Linked DNA regions of Mus musculus: region 1 is linked to region 2. Evidence: chromatin loops called from intact Hi-C (ENCODE). Cell type or tissue: left cerebral cortex. All regions are shown on one strand. Links, peaks and the distances in the headings refer to the core of each region. The heading gives the core; the rest is flanking DNA. Region 1 overlaps Lhcgr (luteinizing hormone/choriogonadotropin receptor). Region 2 has its middle 150 kb from the start of Lhcgr.

Evidence for each region. Peaks named below come from ENCODE experiments on the same cell type or tissue, not always from the same donor. Only the 100,000 strongest peaks of a DNase experiment are listed, where the experiment ranks them.
Region 1: it touches region 2 in a loop (2.2-fold over the local background); 5 of 42 quality-filtered maps call a loop at or near these places.

What each region holds. Positions count from the first base shown.
Region 1 is chr17:88,761,568-88,771,939 of GRCm38, forward strand. It overlaps Lhcgr (luteinizing hormone/choriogonadotropin receptor), which reads right to left. Exons shown (of 11, transcript NM_013582.3): 3 at 8,270-8,344; 4 at 5,686-5,760; 5 at 3,581-3,655; 6 at 3,415-3,492. Among named protein-coding and RNA genes, the nearest start is that of Lhcgr, 25 kb to the right of the region's middle. In left cerebral cortex, for the core only: CTCF peaks have their summits at 2,667 and 5,501 (motif pointing left); DNase peaks (open chromatin) are centred at 2,722 and 8,708.
Region 2 is chr17:88,932,954-88,943,325 of GRCm38, forward strand. No RefSeq gene overlaps it. Among named protein-coding and RNA genes, the nearest start is that of Lhcgr, 150 kb to the left of the region's middle. In left cerebral cortex, for the core only: no CTCF peak of the experiment used is centred there; a DNase peak (open chromatin) is centred at 4,955.

The DNA of each region.
Region 1 (10,372 bases), core at 1,325-9,324, 170 kb before region 2:
CCCTCACAGCCTTTGAAAACATCTGGAGAGTCGCTTCAGATAAGGAGGGGGGCTTCCTTGGAACAGAGATGAGACAAAGGTCTCCCTGCTTCTCTGTCACAGTGGCATCCCCACACTTGTAGGCATTGTCTGTTCAGATATCAGTAATTGCAAATCAAACAGAGAGGATGGCATCTTTTCATTCCAAGTAAGATTCAGGAGTTAGAAATTAATTACAGATGATGCTGTACTTCTAAATGTCACTACCCCCTTGAGTAATTCTGGGGTGCTGTACAGTGCTTCCGGGCTTATATTAACAATGTTAGACATTCTCTTGGATCATGTGGCCACCTAGCTTTTGGCTGATTTCAAAGAAGAGAAGAGAGATTATGTTTGTGGATAGACAACGCCTGGCATTTTAGGTCTCTGCTTGCTGGTGGAAGACGTGTACACAACTTTCCTCCTTCCCTTCCTGTTTTTCTTTCTATTAAACCAAATGAGCATAGGAAAGCATCCTAAAGTGGGATACCACACTTACCCTTTGTCTCCTATATGGCTGGGGTTCCTTTAGCTGAGTAAGTCATTGTAGACAAAGTTCATTTTCAGCACGTGTCCTGGCAGGGGTTGTGTGGGTACCTGCTGCTGTCTGACTCACGTGTGCTGCTGTGAACCTGATTGTTATAATCTGGGTTCTCGGTTTCTATGATTCTCCCAGGCTCTGAGCTGCCTGAGCTGCCTGTCTTTCAGCAGGCCCGATCTGTTTGCATGCTCCCCTACCTCAGTCAAGTGCATGTCAAGTTACGTGACTTTACCATATGCCACGTTAAAGAAGATGGCAGGTTTCATAAAGAGAGGTGACAGTAATGGATTCTAATGTGGCAGATACAGTTTTGAGAAATCCACATTTCAAGTAATACTTAAAAAAAAAAACAGGCAGAGAGAACAAGGGAGAGCATGCAGGAGAAACGACGACAGCAAAGGAAGCCTCATTTAAAATGAGAAGTATTGGTTAGTAAGTACAGAAAAATGATGAGATGGACGCATAATCACTGTGTAATTCTCTTTGTCAGTCTTAAGAAACAACAGGTGCTAAAGGTTTGGCCAATGGCATGTCACAACTCAAAGAATCAATACGGTTGACTTGGGAAGAACAAAAAGAACGTACATATGATAGATCACTCTTAAGCAGTGGCCGAGTGCTGAGACAGTGTGACAAGATGTACTGCTTGGTTGATGACATGGCCCCCACAGTGCTCCTGTGGCAATATTTGGGCTGAATCTAGTCCCAGCAATGCAGGCAGATGAACTCAGACAACTTGCTTGAGCTCCTTGAGGGATCCAGAACTGAGCATAGCAGAACAAAGCAGAGGGACCTCCCAGGAGGAGAGGAGGCATGGAAGGGAAATGCATGAATGGAATCCTAAACTAATTTACTTCTCCAGTTTCTGTCCTGACTTCCCTCATAGCCTGACCGTGATTGGGATGTGTAAGTCAAATAAACTTCTTCCTTCCCGAGTTATGGCGTTTCACAGCAATACAAAGCAAAGTAGAATACCCGGGAAGGGAAAAGCTCAAATGAGGAATTGCCTAGATCAGACCCGTCTGTGGGCACATTTATGGGGCATTGTCTTGACTGATGATTGATATGAGAGGGCAATGCCCATTGTTGGCAGCACCATCCCGAAACCTGGGCTGAGGAAGAAAGCTGGTGGGGCACAGGCCTGGGAATGAGCCAGAGAATAAGTCATCACACTTCATCCCTCCATCTCTGTTGCTTTGAGTTCCCTTAGTAAAAGACTGATAACAGGAAGTGTAAGAAAATAAACCGTCCTCCCCCCGCCCCATTGCTTTTGCTCAGAGTGTTTTGTCACTAGAACAGCATTAACAAAACCCAAACTGCTGGAGATGGTCTCACCCAACTGACTTGCTCCGGGTTGTTAGTTTGAAGTGTTAATTGTGGATAATTGTGGCAATTGTGATAACTATGTGGTTGACATAGTGTGAGGGTACTTATATCTGTGAAAGGAGGCGTCACTAATCCCACTGAATAGAGATGGGGCCTGGGCTCAACCGGACTGACACTGCTTGGTTGGCTGTGTTTGGATCTGAGACTAACACTGAGGTGTCCAGTTGCCTTTGTACTGTGGTGTGTCATGGGTGCCGTCATAAATCTGGTCATATTTTACAGGATCTTAGGAAAAACAATTGGCATGACCTTCTCCTAACCTGAGGAGTTCAAGTGATGGTCAAGGCTGTTTGTTTTGTGTGATTGGCTGAACCCATCAGCATCCAGATTATTTTAAAAGTTGCACAGCTAAGTGCTGCTCCCTGGGGGGCAGGTTGAGTGGGTTGGGACATGTCAAGGTGGCCTCTTGAGATGTAATGAAAAGCCACAGTGGCTGTGAAGGGACATACAAGAATAATGCATAGTTTTAACCTTATCCCCTCAGAGCCTTTCCTGTACCACGAGAGGTGTTTTGTTTTCATTAAATGAGCTCACAGTTGGTAAAGATCTGGGTGGAGGTGGGCCAGACTGGTTCCATCAAGAGCAAAATCACAAATCCAGCTAATAATGAAAAGAGAAGGCTTGCTTTCATTATTTTCTAATTAAGGAGTTGAACTGTATAGCTGGGAAAATAAGGCTTTCCTCAGCAAGTATAATACCCTTTATCCAGCAGGGTGCTCCACATGACCCTTCACTTACACAAGGGCCCATTCAACTGAGAACAAGTGCTGAGCAAATGACTAATCACACCCCTGTGAGATGCAGGGCCGAGAACTGGGAGGGACATGGAACACAATGGCCCAAGAGCACTCTGGGCAGAGCGGAGTCTGGGGTTCCCATTAGCTTCAGAGGAGGGGCAATTACACCCTACTGGTGTGCACTGTTTCTCTTACAATCACATCCAACACCAGGCAATAGCCCTGCGAAACCAATACTACGCAGCTCTTTTGCATACATGCAGAATCCTGTCCATGGGAAAGGCTCTCTAGGAGCTCACAGTTCCCCATGAACTGTCCCAACATGTCTTGAAGGTCTACACCCTCCCACTCCTGTTTGGCTCCATCTCCATTAAATTCCCATACCCAATGAGGGGGTAATTCTTGATTCCTCATTAAGTTTAGGTCTAAATTGCTAGCAGTTTTATATTTTGATCTTTGAATAAAGGTCCAGCCTCCAAGAGTTACCCTTGAGCAGGAAGAACTTCACCCACAGGATGTCAATGTTGCCCATCCTCCGGACCCAGCAGTTTGTTGTCATGCTAGCATATGGCCCAGCAGCTGTCCCATACAACTTCCACAGTCAGCAGTCTAGATTAAGTCATCAGAGACTAAGGGATGTGGTGAATCACAGAGCCTAACGCTGACCTCAGACTAGAAGTGAGAGTTGCAGCAGCTTGTGTGGCAGAGCAAGAATCCAGAGGTTGTACTCACAGCGTGATGGACTCATTATTCATCCCTTGGAAAGCGTTCCCTGGTATGGTGGTTATGTATAAGTTATCACAGATTTCCCTTGGGGAAAGAAATGAGAAATATTTACTTCCCAAATTTTAGATGCAAATAGGAAATGGTTACGCATAGCAATCAGCCTGATACTTACAGAATGAAATTAAATTCAGAGGAAGAGATCTTCGAAACATCTGGGAGGGTCCGGATGCCTGTGTTACAGATGCTCCTGCGATTCAGGGCAGGGTGGTGATGCGGGCAGAGAGTATAAGCGATTATCGTTACGTTATGAATACAGAGGAGAACAGGAAGGCACTTGGCAGACACCGCTTTCACATGAAACTTTAGAATATTGCATTTGGCTTTCTGAGTTACACTTTTAGCTGGTGAAGACCATCAGAACTGAAAGGGCTCCATGGCTAGGAGAGGTCCCCGTAAGGGCTCCTCTTTAGAGGTTTAGGGCTGAGACCGTGCTTCTGGGTGTTTTGGCTTTGCATTTCCAGTCAGTCTTCCTTTAAAGCCATTGCATTTTCCTGTTGGATTGCAGTTCATTCCCTCCTGATAACGACTGTGCTCCATACTACAGATAGTTCCAGAAAGGAACTTTCTCCTTTTGGGCAGGTTTTAACTCAATCGTTGCAGGAAGATTAATGTTTTGAGAAACCTATACCCTTCATTATTAGAAACTTTACTTATCTACTTTGTGGTTCAGGAAGTTCTTCCTAGTATCTCATTGAAACCATTGAACATTCTTTTTTGTGGATGGAGACACTCAAGGCTTCTGCTTCTTATTTAACCTCTAAAGGAGAGAGCAACTCATGTGACAGTTGAAATTGAAGAACACTTCGTTATAAGAGTGAGACTCTGTCAGAGGCATGCAGGCTCTGGACTTCTGCCAGTGGAGTTTTAAGCCCAGTAGACATGTGCTCTAGACAACTGATAGGAGCTACCTGGCTCTCTGATGACAATGACCCCCAGCAGGTTTCTCTCTGGGCTTGATCATCTCCATGTTACTGTTAATTCATAGGAATGAATATGGTACAGGGATAAAGGTGTTCAGAGTCAATTCCTGCCTTGTCTACACTAGGGTTAGCAGGAGGTTCAGAATGTAGTCTGGACTTGAATTGGGGAGTCCCACATTTTGGGATTAAATGCTATTTATGAAAGTCAATTGGCTAATAAGAGGCCGTGCTGGTCAAATTTGGGTCTGGGTTATCCTTAATGCCTTCTAAAGTGGTGGATGTTTATGTGTCCAAGGTATCTTGGAGGTTGGGAAACATCTTGGGTTTACAATTATCCATAGAGAATTATATACGACAGCTAGCTGCAGCTTCTGCATGGCTCCTTGGAACAAGACTGACTGTGTAGATCATAACAGACAGGCCCTTTCTCTCTGCATGGCTCCTCGGAACAAGACTGGCTGTATGCGTCATCACAGACAGGCCCCTTCCTCATCCCCTCTTTCTTTTTTCATTTTGTTTAGATGGTGGTGAAAGTGGTACTCCCCTGGGGATTCCTGAAACTTAGTTTACCAAGAAGTAGAGAGAAGGGTGTCTCTGTGAGGAGGGTGTAAACTTTTCTGTGTGGTAGGGATGACTTGCTACGGGGGAAGACTCACTGCCAACACAGCTAAGACTGTAGTGAATTTTAGGAATCCTACATTGCTGGTAGGGCTGGTTGCTGTCAGACTATGGTGGGACTCCATTTGTCATGCTAGCCAGTAACCTTGGTATATTTAATTATGAAACCCACTGCAAAGGGGACAGTGCTCTCCTCTGGTGTGTGGGGCAGAGGGGATGTGGGGAGCCCCTTATATGTGTATAAAAACTCCCAGAATAGTAAAAACAAGGAGTACTGATTACATTTAAACCAGAAGGCTAACAAGGAGAGACAGGCAAACACAGTATTGACTATTGGTCCAAAACCTTTTTCAGGGTGCTGCAGAGATGGCTCAGTGGTGAGTAGTTAAGAATGCCTGCTGCTCTCGGAGGTGACCAGAGTTCAGTTCCCAGGACCCACACAGCAGCTCACGACTGCCTGTAACTTAAGCTCCAGAGCGTCCTGCGCCCTCTGCTGTCCATTGTGGGCACTCCACGCCTGTACAAACCTACACACACACACACACACACTAAAAACGTGGAAACAAAATCTTATAAACAAATCCCCCCAAATGACTTTCAACATTTTGATCACATTCAGTTTCACAGATGCCCATCTCCCCTCTCCCCCAAGATGTTTATAAAGGAACATTTTCCTCACAGGTATTTTAACCGAGGGAGGTTTGTAAAAGCACCGGGTTCAATGTATAGCAGGTTTTTGGTGTTCTGGATCAGTCTGTGAAGAGAGAAGGGGGGATGGGCAGTGGTTTAGTAGATGTCTGGATACACAGCACTGGTCACCAGGCACTATTGACTAAAATCCCACCAATGATATTAACTACGTTTAATGCCTAATACAAGTTCCTGGGATGCTGGGCTATCCTGAGGACCCAGCTAGCTATTTCCAAGAGGCTGTGCCTTCCCTCCCAAGATGACAGGCGTAGGCATCTTAGCTGGGAGTTTATATGTGAGTATCTTTACTTCTGTTCCTCCACACCAGATAACACCAAGGTCCAGTGCTCCTGGCCAAGTAGAGCTTGCCCACTATGGAGCCTGCACACTGGTCATGATGGGAGGTGATGTTCCCAGGAGAATGAACAAATAAATATGGCTCTTGGAGGCAAATCAGGTCTGTTCATACTGAGTTGGTAAGCACACTAAGAAGTTATCCAGATAGGTACACATCCAGAATAGCACAGGACAGATGCCTTGGGATTCAGATTGCTGGAACCTTATGTTCATTCTGTAGATGATTTTCTATGTATGACTCCCATCCTCCTATCTTCCCTTGGAAGACGATGACTACGACGATGATGATGATGACGATGATGATAATACCCTCTGCCATTACTTTTCCAACCATCTAATGGTTTATTTTCTCTCCCTTCTGGTTTCCTTTACAATAATCCACCAAATAGTGTAGGTTCTGGTGAATAAATGCGACTGGTTTACACTAAAGTCTCTGCCAATGTTGATGGTGAAAGTTGAATGACTTATCATTCATTTGAAGAGTAACAGGACTCGAATGGGATCTAGTTTTTCCGATTCCAAGTATAACACTCATACTATAGTGACTATTGACGCTTGGAACATGGACATAAGGTTGGAGTCTTTAGATGTGAGTTACTCTGTGGTAGTGATCTTCTAATAACTGAATCAAGTGATCATCAGTCAGACAAGCGAGAGGTTGTCTCCGAGGACTAACCATAGAACATTTACTCATACAGTCACACATTCTATCAACATTTATTGTCTATTCGTATCAAGCACTTGCCCTAGCTATGCAAGATACCACCATGGACAAGGCATAGAGACTGAATGAGGCTTCCATGCACGTCTCTGGGCCTCCTTTAAAAGCCCACAAACATCCTCAGGAGAGGGCTTTACTTTCTTCTCAGTTGATGTCTTTCTTTGTTTATCACTTGCTGGCCTGATGATGTTTCAGCATTATCTGGGAAGCCTGTGAATATTGCAGAATTTTAGGTTTGGGACTGCACAGTCATCTACCAAAGAATGAACCCTGTGTACAAAGCACAGTAAGTCCAGACAATTTCTTTGAAATTTAATTACCCATTGTTTGGCTTTTTCTGTAATTGTTTGGTGAATTACTCTCAATTCTATGGCTATCCTGTCATGTCCTGTTGGATATTTGTATTTCAACTTCTCTGTGTTCCAGCAGCTCTTAGGCCAAGACATGCAATAGATTAGGTACTCCTGTGCTTATTAATTAATCAATCAGCTTAGATAGTTACTCACTGGACCATTGATGGAGTCCTTCTAGTGTAATGGAAAACACACAAGCTTTAGAGAAAGATGGGGTTGGAGTTTAATCTCAGCCCAGCCAGTGTCTAAAGTATCCACACACTCTCCCAGCTTCCATTCTGTTCTCTGGACAAAATGGTAATGGTCTAACTATGGTGGGCAGCCATGAAAGCAGAGATACAACTTAGAGGAAATGCCAAGCAGTAGAGAGGACAAGCATTCTATGTACACCCTTTCCTTCCTTTCAACTTGCCTACAGGGGAATCTGAGGGTCCTGCAGGAAGCCTTGGTGGGAGCCCTCTGTGGTGGCATATGAAGTCTGGTTTGTAAGTCATGTGACCTAGTGTCTAGTCTAGCTCTGATACTAACCTGCTGTATAACCTCAGGCAAGTGAGTTACTAATGTAGGCTCATCACTTGGAAGCTGAAGTCTTTCTTGAGTTGGGCATGTCTGTGTATGATCATTTGGAAACATGTACTTTTGAGACTAAATCTAACAATAATAACACCAATAAAGTCCAATGAGCCGACTCTTCACAGGCTTAACACAAGGCTTGTCATGGTTACTATTAACATAGCACTTACTTGAAAGAATGACTGGGCCTGAACAGCCCCTGATGAGCCAACTCAAGATCTCTAAGCTCCCTTCAAACTTCCCACCTACTCTAAGTATTCCATACCCCTTCCCCAACCCCCATGAGGCAAGAACTACTTGGCAGGACTTCACAATGTCAATTTTAATTTCCAGCATTGTGTTGTTGATGTTTCAGAGTTTACACAGTTCCTAGGGAAAAGCAGTTGTCACCATAGCAACTCTCAGACCACAGCAGGGACAGAGATTAGTTCCTGCCCAGACCTAGTAATTGTTGCCGTCTTTGCCTCTTGGATTCCTAGCTTTGGATGCTTGAACAGAAATACCAAGTGGGCTCCCAGCAGCCAGGATAATAGTGTACAGCAATAAGCTATCTGTTAGCTGATGCTTACATTTCAGACAGATTGAGGAGGTTGTCAAAGGCATTAGCTTCTATCCTTTCCAGGGAATCACTCTGAGAGATTTCACTAGGGAAGATGGAAAAAAAAAAAACCACATGAGAGACATGAATATTTCCTTGTGATAATGATGTGTGTGTGTGCATGTGTGTGTGTGTCTTGTGTCCTCTGAGAAGGAACAGGAATGTAGAATTTGTTCCTACATCAGTAAAGGCTAACAGTTCCCTATAAGAATATAAATGGATATCTACAACTCTAGTGCAATTAAAATATAAGTTTCGGTTGTACCCATTCATATAAAAGTCTGTTCTCTTGGTTGTTTGAATCACACATTGTTAGAAGTGCATAGGATCTTTTAAAAAAATGTCTGGTCAGGTTCTCTTGCTTGACAGCTCCGGAAAGCAATATGCTAATTACACGATGGTGCTAGGCTACAATTGAGATCTCTGAGGTGCCCACGCATCACTTCAGTAAGGCTTTACTTTGCATTGAATTAGCTGCTTCATAACTTAACTCTTGATTTCTCAAAACCCATTTCTGAGATTCTTTCAAGGTAGTTGCAGTATGGATGGCGGAATCACGTTATGGATTCTGAACATCGTTTTCCTCTAGTTTCTCAGTCTGGAAACAAATTGACAACTAGAAATCCCTTCTACTCTCATCTGAGTCCTGGTGGCTTCATAGCGCTTGGTACACAGCTACAGATTGAATGAATAAGGAGGCAAGTGGACTACTGGCTAAATTTATTTCTTAAGAAAGGCAGAAAAGTAAATGAACCAGTTTTGGCATAGATCAAACCCAGGCATGGTGGTAATGTCAAAATTCCCACAAAAGCTGCCATTTGCTGGCAGGTGAGGAAAGAGTCTCCGATACACAAGTGTGGTTCTGTGCATCCCTAAGGTTAACGCTCACAGAAGGCATCAGACGCCAAGAAAGCTTCAGCTCACAGAAAGGCAGCGCCTAAGGCAACAGTCTTGTCATGGATGGCTCCTGGGCTGTTTCATCCATATCTGATAGCCTGCTTATTTAACTGCTCCTGCTTTTCGTAGGAGGTCTCAATGCATTAAAAGTTACGAACACCCAGAACATCTAAACATCAAAGCCGAAGCGCTCAAACACAAACCCATAGTGAGCTTCCTGTAACCACGCTGTTATTGAGGACTTTTTTTAAAAAAAGATTTATTTTATGTGTTGTGTGTATTTCTCTCTGTGTATGTGAATGTGTGTGAAGATACCCTCAGAGGCCAGAAGATGGCATTGGACCCCCTGGAGCTGAAGTTACAGGCAGCCACAGAATGTGACGCTGGGAACTGAACTCCACAGCCAGAGCTGGAAGTACGTTTGATAATGATAATATTTGTAATGGTATCATTGCTTGCTAATACCTTAAGGGACAGCAGAGGTCTCCTCTGCTCCTCACAGAGCCAAATGGTCAGTACAATTTTTCTAGGGCGTGTGAATCTGCTTTGACAGTCATTTAGATTGTTTAGTGATGGCCCACTGGTGGGGAGGAACTGGCCATCGGCTGAGCCTATTGGACTCAGGCTAATGTTAATAGGGATGATACAGCATTCTCTCTCCTAGAGGCGTCTATCTGAGTATTATGAAGTCTACAAGGGTCTGGAAGCTGAGACCCAGGAACAAGAGGCCCTCAGAGGAACCGAGATCATACAGCATCACTGGGCCACTTCACACTTTTGGTTCACGCTGTTTATCAGCACAGCTAGAAAAGCTGAGCTTTTTTCCTGTCCTCATTCTATTTTACATGCAATGATTATCTTACAATGCACAATAAACTTTTAACATGTTTTCATCAACGTGGGAATTATCAAAAGAGAGTGACATCGGGGAATAGTTGCTGTAGCACAGAGGGACTTTCATGATTGAAATCTATCTCTTTTCTACTTAAAAAGAATATTATCACTTATCAAAATGCATTCAATTCTTTGAAGCAAGGTTAATTATCTGGATTTTAATGACTCTTGAAAATCATACCACTTCTTCAAAGGCTACTAGATATTATTTGTATTACAAAGATTAAAAATAGTTGGGTTTCCTAAACACAGTTTCTCTCTTAGAAAAATTATTCTCTTGCAA
Region 2 (10,372 bases), core at 838-8,837:
GTGGTGCTCGAGCTTCATTCAAGCTCTATTTTGACTATAGAGACCCACATGTGATTGCATTGGAATTGGTTCCTTGGTGGTCTTTTTAGGGAGCATGAACATTTCCTGGCACAACAAATCTTACAAAAAAGATGGAGAGATTAAAGTAGTTTCTAGGGTATAAATTTTGAGAATATCTGGAAAGGTTTTTGTTACCCCTCCCCATGCAACAATTTTCCTACATGGGATTTCTTCTCTCTGGAATTTGCAAGGGTAGGGTAACCCCTTTAGAGCCCACTCCTACAACCATCTTCCAGAATTCCCCAGGTCAGGCCATATGCTATGGACAAATCTAACTAGTACCAAGCTGACAGGACCATTCCTTTACACGAGAGATTTTCACAGCAGCACTTTGAGAAAGAAGTCCTTGAACACTCCCCACCTTTCTCTCGATGGGTTACAGCTATCTGATTGATTTTAGACGTGTGGATTAACTATATACCCCAAAGTACTGTGATGGTGCTGGATTGGATACTTCTGCCTTTCCCATTCCCTGGCAAGTCTGGGGTTTCAGACACAAACCCCTGCTGCTAAAGTTATGGGTCAGAGCCTGAGACCTTGATTAGGCCACAAAGGGGCTGAGGTTAATTATGCCTAAAAGGGTCAGATCTCAGTTCTAACTTCTTCTTATGAGCTCACCAATTTCTCTTATTCTCAGGAGTCAGTTACGAATATCTCGGCTGCCACACTTAGAAGTGAGAGGGAGGAAGTAAATAGGAGACCTCATTTTGACCTGAACCTTGACTGAACCCAGCCTTTAATCAGAGCTCCCTGAAAATCATTCCTGAGTGACTATGAATAAACCAGCATGCTGGTCTCCACACTTCATTTGTTCCCCTTGAACACCTGTCTAGAACTTTCCTGATATGGGATGGGGTAATTACTGGCAAGATTAGGCCTTCCTTTAGCCTTTGACCACAACCTCATTGCAATCATATCTGTTCTCCTGTCTCAGCTAGTAAAGTAACCTCACTGAGCTGTTGCACAGACGACAGGCAGAGAATACTCTGAAGGGATGGAAGAAAGGCCAGCAGCTGAATAACTCCTGCAGTGTTGGGCAATAGGCTCTGGGGTCTTGGGAGTGCATGAGTGCATGTGGGGATTGAGACTGCGGCAATGTCAGCAGAAAATGGACAAAATACAAAATAAAGCAGCGAAAAGCATAAAAATGACGATCCAGTTCCTTTGTTTACAGTCCTTGACAACATCCCCATTACTTGCTCTCAGGATTCAGTTAAACCTTATTCATACAGAAGTCTTGGCCCAATGTAGAGTGTATCTCATGTCATGTCACACCTTGGCAAACATAGATAATTGTCTTAAGGAGAAAGACTCACCTTGGCTTGGGGGGTGTGTTCTAGTACAGGTTCATGCATGTGGGTCTGTGGTATGTGGTGTGAATCAGACCAGCATGGTGTATATTACTGAGTTTGGTATCATTGTGGTCAAATACTTTATAGTAGATCCTTTAGGAAGAGAATGTTGGTTTGCTGATGGCCCCTGGCTTTTTAACTCTCTGCAGTGGGAAAGGCATGCCAGAGTTTATGTTGGCAGTGGCTGTTCACATGGTCACACTGTTCATCTAGTGGAAGACCAGGATGCAGAAAGTGGCAAAACCTCGGCGGGGCTACCTTTTGACCTTCAAAGGCTTGTCTATAGCGACCCACTTCTATCAGTTGTGTTCTATTTTTTTAAGAGCCCCACAGCCTTCCAAAATATTGCCACGTAACTGGGAACAAGTATTCAAAACCTCTGGGAGCGCTTTCTCTTCCAAACTGCACCATGCAGCTGTGCTCATAGGCTCATAACTATTTCAGAAGGCAAACACATATTTAGTCTAACCTCAAAAGTTCCCAGTCTTATCAGTTCCAATACTATTCAAAACCCCAAAGGCCAAAGTATTTTCTGATACTGAAGGCAACCTCTTTTTTAAAATTAGGTATTTTCCTCATTTACATTTCCAATGCTATCCCAAAAGTCCCCCATACCCTCCCCCCACCCCCCTACCCACCCACTCCCACTTTTTGGCCCTGGCGTTCCCCTGTACTGGGGCATATAAAGTTTGTGTGTCCAATGGGCCTCTCCAGTGATGGCCGACTAGGCCATCTTTTGATACATATGCAGCTAGAGACAAGAGCTCCGGGGTACTGCTTAGTTCATACTGTTGTTCCACCTATAGGGTTGCAGACCCCTTCAGCTCCTTGGATACTTTCTCTAGCTCCTCCATTGGGGGCCCTGTGATCCATCCAATAGCTGACTGTGAGCATCCACTTATGTGTTTGAAGGCAACCTCTTAATATTAAGTCTCTATCAAATCAAAAAGAAAGTTACAAACTTCCAATGTACAAAGCACAAAGGCAAAATCTTTATTCCAAACAGAAGGACCAGGAAAGCATCAAGGTAAGACTGGACCAAAGCAAGACTGCAGCCTGGAAGGGCAATATCTGAGGCACAGGGTGTGTCATCAGTGGGCCCCAGTGGGCTCTGTCAGTCCTACCCCTATGGTGTTGTCATCTGAAATACATAGTGTCTTTCATAACTGGTTTCATTTTGTACCTGTTGGTTTCCTCAAGAATAGTTTCCACATTCCTGCATCTCCAACATCCTGGATTCGTTGGTGTCTGTTGCAACAATAGAGTTACCTTCACAGCCTCATGTATAGCCTGCTGAGACTTCCTGAGGGGATCTCTTACATATCACTTGACTCTGCAGGCTTTTCTCTGAAATATTAGTGAAATTCCCCTTATGGATTTTTCACTCATGGAAAAACCAGTGCCACGTGAAAATGCCAAGTTCTCCTGCTACCTTGAAAAGTAGCCACATTAAAATATTGATACCCACTGAGGATAAAGTATTCGACACATGATCATGTGACAGATATTTCCAATTGAAACTATAAAATGGCCAGATTGGAGCTATTTACACTCTGGCTTGGGGTCTTGTGATCTCTCAAAGGCACACCCCCAATGACAAGTCCCATCTTTTAAAGTTTTTCCAATAGTACCAGCCAAGGGCAAATTCTTTAGTCTATCCATTGATTTAATACACTGGTTTGGGGGCCTTTCTTACCTAGTTCCCAGGCACACTGACTCACAATTCCTTAGGCCAAGAGAATTTTACACTGGCTATCACCCTCAACATTACTTACATGTTTCTTCCATGAATGTTTACGTCAGCTGGTAGCCATCTTCTTATCCAATATGCACTCCCTTATCCTGGCAGTTCAGGGAAGTTCAGCAGATATCTAGGCTTAACTTATGGCTACTATTTCACATGTCAGTCATCTTACTTAAAGACTGGCTAATGGAAGAAAACTCTGTGATTTGTTAATTCATTAAATTGCTCCAGTTGCAGGATTTTCTCCCCTATTTTGAATTAAGCTAACCAGTATGGATATTTCACCCAGCGTTGTGTCTCCTCATACCTAATTTGTCAGTGTTCTTGCCTCTTATCAGGTTCCTTGGTCTCTGTGATTGTGTCTACGTATGCTTTTGGCCCATTTTACTTGTCTGGATTTTATCAAGATTTTATACCATGTCTCACAGTGTGGGGAGGACATTAGGACCTATAGCCATGTCCTAGCTTATTCTAGCAAGGCAGTCTACCACCCAGTTTCTGTTAACTGCCAATGGCTTATAGTGAGGTCTATCTTCATTTAATTTCCACTGCTGTGATAAAATAAAAACCCAACTTAGGGGGAAAAGTGTTTATTTTAGCTCAAAATAATTTACAGTCAGTCGATTGTTTCAGGAAATCAAGGCAGCAGGATCTTGAAGCAGCTAGTCACATAACATCACAGACAAGAGCCGAGAGCAGTGAATTACTACATGTCTGTGCGCAGTCTACTCTCTCCACCCCTACCTACACTGGTCAGAGCCCCCCATGCCTGTTAATGTAGTGAAGATAATTCCCACAGACATCTCACTCTTGCAGGCCAGTCCTGTCAAGGCAGTCCCTCCCTGAGAGTCTTGCCAGGTGGTTCTACGTTATATCAAACACAATCAAAACTCAGAGTCTAATTTGCCTCCTCATTGCTAATGCCTGGACCTTGTAAATATGCAAATGAACTCTTGCATTTCTTCATGGCTCTGATTCCCAAGTCCCTGATTCTTTCAAAGCTTTCTGGCCGACACTTGCTGGGCTTTCAGAAGCATGGTAGTCCTTATTTCTTAGGCAGGCCAGTATTCCCTAGTGACGGCTTTGCCTTTCAAGCTAGTTTTTCTGATACAGATTGAAAAGTCTGTTTTGAAATTCAAAAGCTGCAAATGAACTGGGTACTTTTTTCTCTTTATATTCTTGCTATAAAAGTAATTTCTTTTTTGAGCATCAAATAAATGCTCCTATTTTATAGGGGAGAGTCAAAACAGGGGGATATGAAGAGAAGTGGTTTTGTTTTTTTCCTAGCATTCTTCACTGTCAGGCTCAGACCAAGTACCACTGTGGAAATTACATGTGGAAGCCACTGATGTCTCTGTATAGAAGTGTAGGTGTATTCTCTGAACTCTAGGTCCATCATCTGAGCATCAGGTGAGATTTGGGACTGTCAGCCTGCTCACCACTCAACTCAAAACCTAAGCACTGATCTGGCAAACACACTTGTTCTACAGATTCCCATTAGTGGTTCAATAATCTGAGGAGACACAAGGCAGCAAGGAGCGTTCTAAAACATGCACTGAGTGACAAAGGGCCATAGCTGGCTCTTGGTTCTCTTTGATGAGTATGGTAATACAGGATCCGTGAGAGTTTGGATATTGCCATGGGAACTTGTGGTTCCAAATTCTTTTGTTCTTTACATAGATTTTGCATCCACGTGGGTAAAATAGAAAGATCATCTGCACTGCATTGGAATGTGGAAGCTTCCTTGCAAGAACCCACCCCCCCCCCACCCCCCGCCAGCATTTCCCTCAAACAAGGAGTAGCTGTAGTTCTGACACAGCACAGAGGGAGCTCTGTGTTGCCATGGTGAGGCAGAGGCTCTGAGAAGCCCTAGGCTGGTATATGCAGCACTGGGTCAGAAGTTCCCAGCGGAGCAGGCCAGCTCGACTGAGGAAAACAAATACATTAAACATAACAAGCTGGAAATTCTCTTTTGTCACCTTATCAGGTTGTCAGGGAATTTGCGTGTTTTTATAATTTGCAAAGCATATCTGAATCTTCCTTGTCAGAATTGATTATTTTGCGACTCTAACAGTAATGCACTCAGTCAGTCCCCTAAACTGTGGAGATTCCTGAGTTGAAAGCAGATGGCAAGATTTCATACTCATTTGGCTCCCAGGGAAGCCCGGCACATTGTTGCTGCTCTAGAGACAGAGGTAATGTCATTAGGGTCACTGTGTCAATTTATTCTTCTCAGAGAAGGACACAAGAGAAAAATGTAAATCAGGCTTAGCCAAATCTTTTCATGGTTCAGGCTGATGGCAGGGCATTGGCCCTGGAGCTTGATGTCCTGGAGAAAGCCTTCGTAAATGGATTTATCAGGCACAAGGGGGCTGTCAAGTCCAGTGATCCATTTACTTCACAGTAAGGAAGTCAAGGCCTAGAGAAGTGAACTGACTTGCTGAAATGACACAGCTGCCTGATGCCTGGTCGAAATGAAACACTGATTTGAGAAATTTCTTTTCATGTAAAACACACAAAGATCATAGCTAGAATGTAGGCCCTGACTTAGGAGAGTGGAGGTGTGAACTGGGGAGTCTGCATTTCTGCTATGTGCCCTTGGGATTTTTATGTTCAAGTTTCCTAGGTAGCACTGATTGTTTTTTTCTTCTTATTTAAATAAGTCAGGTAGCAGGAATCCTAAACTGAATTCCTTAGCGTTGAAGCTTTGGGGTAACGGGTAGGGAGACTTGCACTGGAACACTTTATGCAATTTTCTCACCTCTCTCCTTGCTCAGGGTTGAGTGTATAAACCATGTTAAAAAGTAGAAAATTAGCAAGAGATTTTTCAGTGGTCTCCTGGAGAGAGGAGAGGAATAAAGAGAGAGAGAGAAAGAGAGAGAGAGAGAGAGAGAGAGAGAGAGAGAGATAGATTATTCTAGGTATTGTCTAGTATGTCTAACTGGATTATTTCATTGCTGTAGTGGCTATTTAAAAAAAAATTAAAGTTATTTTGTGTGTATGCAGGAAGTGCTGTGTCATGCATTTGGAAGTAAGACGTCAACCCTCAGAGTCAGTTCTCGCCTTCCACTGTGTGGTACAGAAAACGAACTCGGTTCCCCGGGCTTCACAAGTGCCCTTGGCTCCTGGGCCTTCTTGAGAGCACCAGTGACCCCTTTACCAACTGTCTTCCAATCTCTGTAAGTTGAGGTGCAATGTGTAATGCAGGGGGTGCCTGGCTCTTGGAAATTAAAATAGGTTGCCCTATGAAATCCAAGTGATTATTGCTAGATGTTGACCATGGTTGGTTGGTTGTAAATTCGTCTCAGGGTTTGTTTAAGCATGTGTTTTGAATTTTCTTCTGAATGCATCATAAAGTCTTGCTGGTTCTCATGTTAATTAATGGGCTGATAAAATATTTAGCACATGTTCATTTTATATTTAATTTTTTTCAAGAGTTACACGTTGGTTTTTTTTTAAGCCATTCTTTAAAAGTAACTTTAATTATTTGGCTTATTTCTTCCCAAGGAGATAAGATCTACACTGCTCTTTAATTTGAAAATCCAAACATGTGGTACATTTACACGATGGAGTACTACTCAGCTATCAAAAACACTGAATTTATGAAATTCTTAGGCAAATGGATGGATCTAGAGGATATCATCCTGAGTGAGGTAACCCAATCACGAAAGAACACACATGATATGCACCCACTGATAAGTGGATTTTAGCCCAGAAACTTAAAACTACTCAAGATACAAGTTGCAAAACACATGAAACTCAAGAAGAAGGAAGACCAAAGTGTGGATACTTCATTCCTTCTTAGAATGGGGACAGAAAATACCCATGGAAGGAGTTACAGAGACAAAGTTCAGAGCTGAGACGGAAGGAAGGAACACCCAGAGACTGCCCCACCTGGGGATCCATCCCATAAACAATCCCAGTCACTATTGCATATGCCAGCAAGATTTTGCAGACAGAACCCTGATATAGCTGTCTCTTGTGAGGCTATGCCAGTGCCTGGCCAATACAGAAGTGGATGTTCACAGTCATCTATTGGATGGAACACAGGGCCCCCAATGAAGGAGGTAGAGAAAGTACCCAAGGAGCTGAAGGGGTCTGCAACCTTATAGGAGGAACAACAATATGAACTAACCAGTACCCCCAGAGCTTGTGTCTCTAGCTGCATATGTAGCAGAAGATGGCCTAGTCGGCCATCAATGGGAGGAGAGGCCCTTGGTCTTGTGAAGATCATATGCCCCAGTACAGGGGAATGCCTGGGCCAGGAAGCTGGAGTGGGTGGGTTGGGGAGCAGGGCGGGGGGAGTGTATAGGAGAATTTTGGGATACCATTTGAAATGTAAATGAAGAAAATATCTATTAAAAATTGTTTTTGAAAAAAAGTGAAAATCCAAACATTTAGTACTAGAGAATGTTGAGGAGCTTTTAAAGAATGCCGAGTTACAGAAATCTCAGGGAACTGCAGACATTTGCTCAGAGGCATGTGTCTAGGAGGGAGTGGATCAAGGGCACTTTCTATCCCTCATTTGTCCTCTTCATTCTTTGCAAGTTTAGATGACTCAAGTTTCACCATTAACCTAACTATGAATTGGCCAGTGATGGAGAACAGACATGAAAGGAGGGCCCGCAGAAGGGCTGCTGTTTGCCCACTTGAGGGCACATTCTGTGCAGGGGTCAGAGAACACATTAAGGCTTTTTGATATGTGTAAGCAGAGTTGATTCCAAGAGGTGTCTCTGTAGGTAAATGGTTCTGGCCACTGATTCACTCAGGCATGGCCTTGGGGACAATGGTGCTGATGATAAACCTTGGCAAGAACATGTTTTGAACTCAGAAACTCTGGTTTTAATTATGTTCTGTCACTGACAAAGTACACATATTTTGTGGAACTTTTTGACTTCCTTGGGATGAAAAAAATCCAAAGAACTTGGTAGCACAATCTTCCGGCATTGCAACTGAAAAGCACCACGCAGTTGCTAGCAACTATTCACCGAATAGTATTTCTACTTCCTTCTCTTTTTCTTTTTTGCTCCTTTAAAAAGAGAAACATCATTTATAGTCAACTTGACTTACTTAGAAGTGCGCCCATGCTCAATGGCCTTCATTGAATACTTAGGACCCCATTATTATTTGGGAACGATAGGGTTTCCAGAAATGGATACATCCCTACCCCTCGTTACAATGAATGACAGTTTAATTAATGAGAGGGTAGTAACAAATCAAAACACTGGGCCAGTCGGGTAAGAGTTTGGAGAACTGAGGTGTTAGAGGGGATTGGCACAGGCAACGGTGGGCATGGTGTGAACAGAAGTGAGGTGGTGGGAAAGTAGTTGGTATGTTGAGCAACAGACACAGACAACAAAAGCACTGGACAGGAAAACCTTAGATCAGTGGTTCTCAACCTGTGGGTCTCGACCCCTTTGGGGGTTGAACAACCCTTTCCCGGGTGTTACATATCAGATACCCTGCAGATATGATATTTAAATTATGATTCATAAGCTTAGCAAATTGAAGTTATGAAGTAGCAACAAAAATAATGTTAAAATTGTGGTCAACCCCATGTGAGGTACTATATTAAAGGGTCACAACATTAAGAATGTTGAGAACCGCTGCCTTAGATGATATACTAAGTAGCTGAGTTGGGTTTGGTAGAAAAGCAAGCAGCTATCCTGGGGGCTGGAAGGCTTGAGCGGAGAAACAAATCATGAGCTGTTCATGTTCCGTGCCTTCAGGAGGCCATCCTAGCTGCCCCCGAATTCCCTGTGATTGTCACAGAGGATGGACATCACTGGCCTCCACCAGACCCTTTCAGAACTGGCTTTGGAGGAGTGAGGAAGTTTCCTCATGGGAAGAGATGACATTTAAAATAGCCTCTGTCGCATATTCTTGCACATCATACTCCATTCTCAGACGGCCCCGCGCTTCTGATGCTGTGATTCAGTGTTATCTAGCTTTCCATCATCCGTTTTTACTACTATTTATTGTTTATTATTATCATCATCATTATTAATTTTTTGCTATCTGGGTTCTCAATTTGGTGAAAATGTATATGTTTTATTTACTGCTAAAAAGCTGGGCTTTGCTCTTCTAATCAATATTGTCATTTCTAGACAAACCTGTTTGTAGCGTAATTGCATATGAGGGTGGCGACAAACTTTTATTCAAAATGATGTGGTTTTAATGGACATGGGGCAGGTGTCATGTGATATGAACAGCTTCCTTATATGGAGAAATAACTTGCAAGAATTAGTACTAGCACAGGTGGACGATCATGACCGTATTCACATATCTGTTAGTTATTGAGGAGGGAGACACTGAGTGCCAAAGCAAGGGGGGATAGATAACATAGCCACCAGTCATGTGGAGGGGAAGATGAAAGGCTCGTTCTGGAGATGAAATGCAGAGTACAGCTGACAAATGATTCTGATGAGAGGAAGCCCAGGGCAGCTCACAGCACTGCCCGTGACTGCGATGAAAATGAAAATAAAAATAACAGATGCCCTTGCAGAGTCCTTTACATACACTATTTCATTTTTATCTTCACAGCAATCTGGAAAGGTCAATATTATGAATTTAATTTTATAGGTAATGACAGATCTTGAATTAAATCCTGGTCTGTCTGTGGTTGACAACTGAGCTCTGTGCATCTCTGCATTGCTTTCTAGGAGCCATCTCAGTGGGAAGGGTCACTGTGTGAGGGCACTTGTCATTTCTCTAGAATGTGGATGACTCAAGGAACAGGGCTGTGTGCTTCTCAACCATCTTTTCAGAGGAGTGAAGGGCCCCTGGGAAAGAAACCCCTCTAGATGAAGAAGAAAGTCCTGATAGGGTGATTCTACCAGCTGAGATGGAGGACTGACAGATTCCCAGGCCATCCTGGGATTCAGTCCCCTTGGAATGCTATCCATTACCCATATTTCAGGAATCAGGATGATGGGGCAGGACTTCCCCTGGACATTAGGGCTGGAAACAATGACCGAGTGAGATATGCCATCCAGGCCACACAACGAGATGAGTAGAGCAATGGGTTTGGGTTGGATCTGGGTGAAGAGTTCTGAAAGGCTTGAGCCAGTGGAGCACTGCAGACTGGATGGGGATGGGAAGGGAAATAACTATCTTTCTTTTCAGGGTCACACAAGTGAGGTTATTTTTAATGTACTTGAGCTTCCTAGAATGTCCCCTTAACTGACTTCCCTGGGATATCTGTTGGACAGCTATG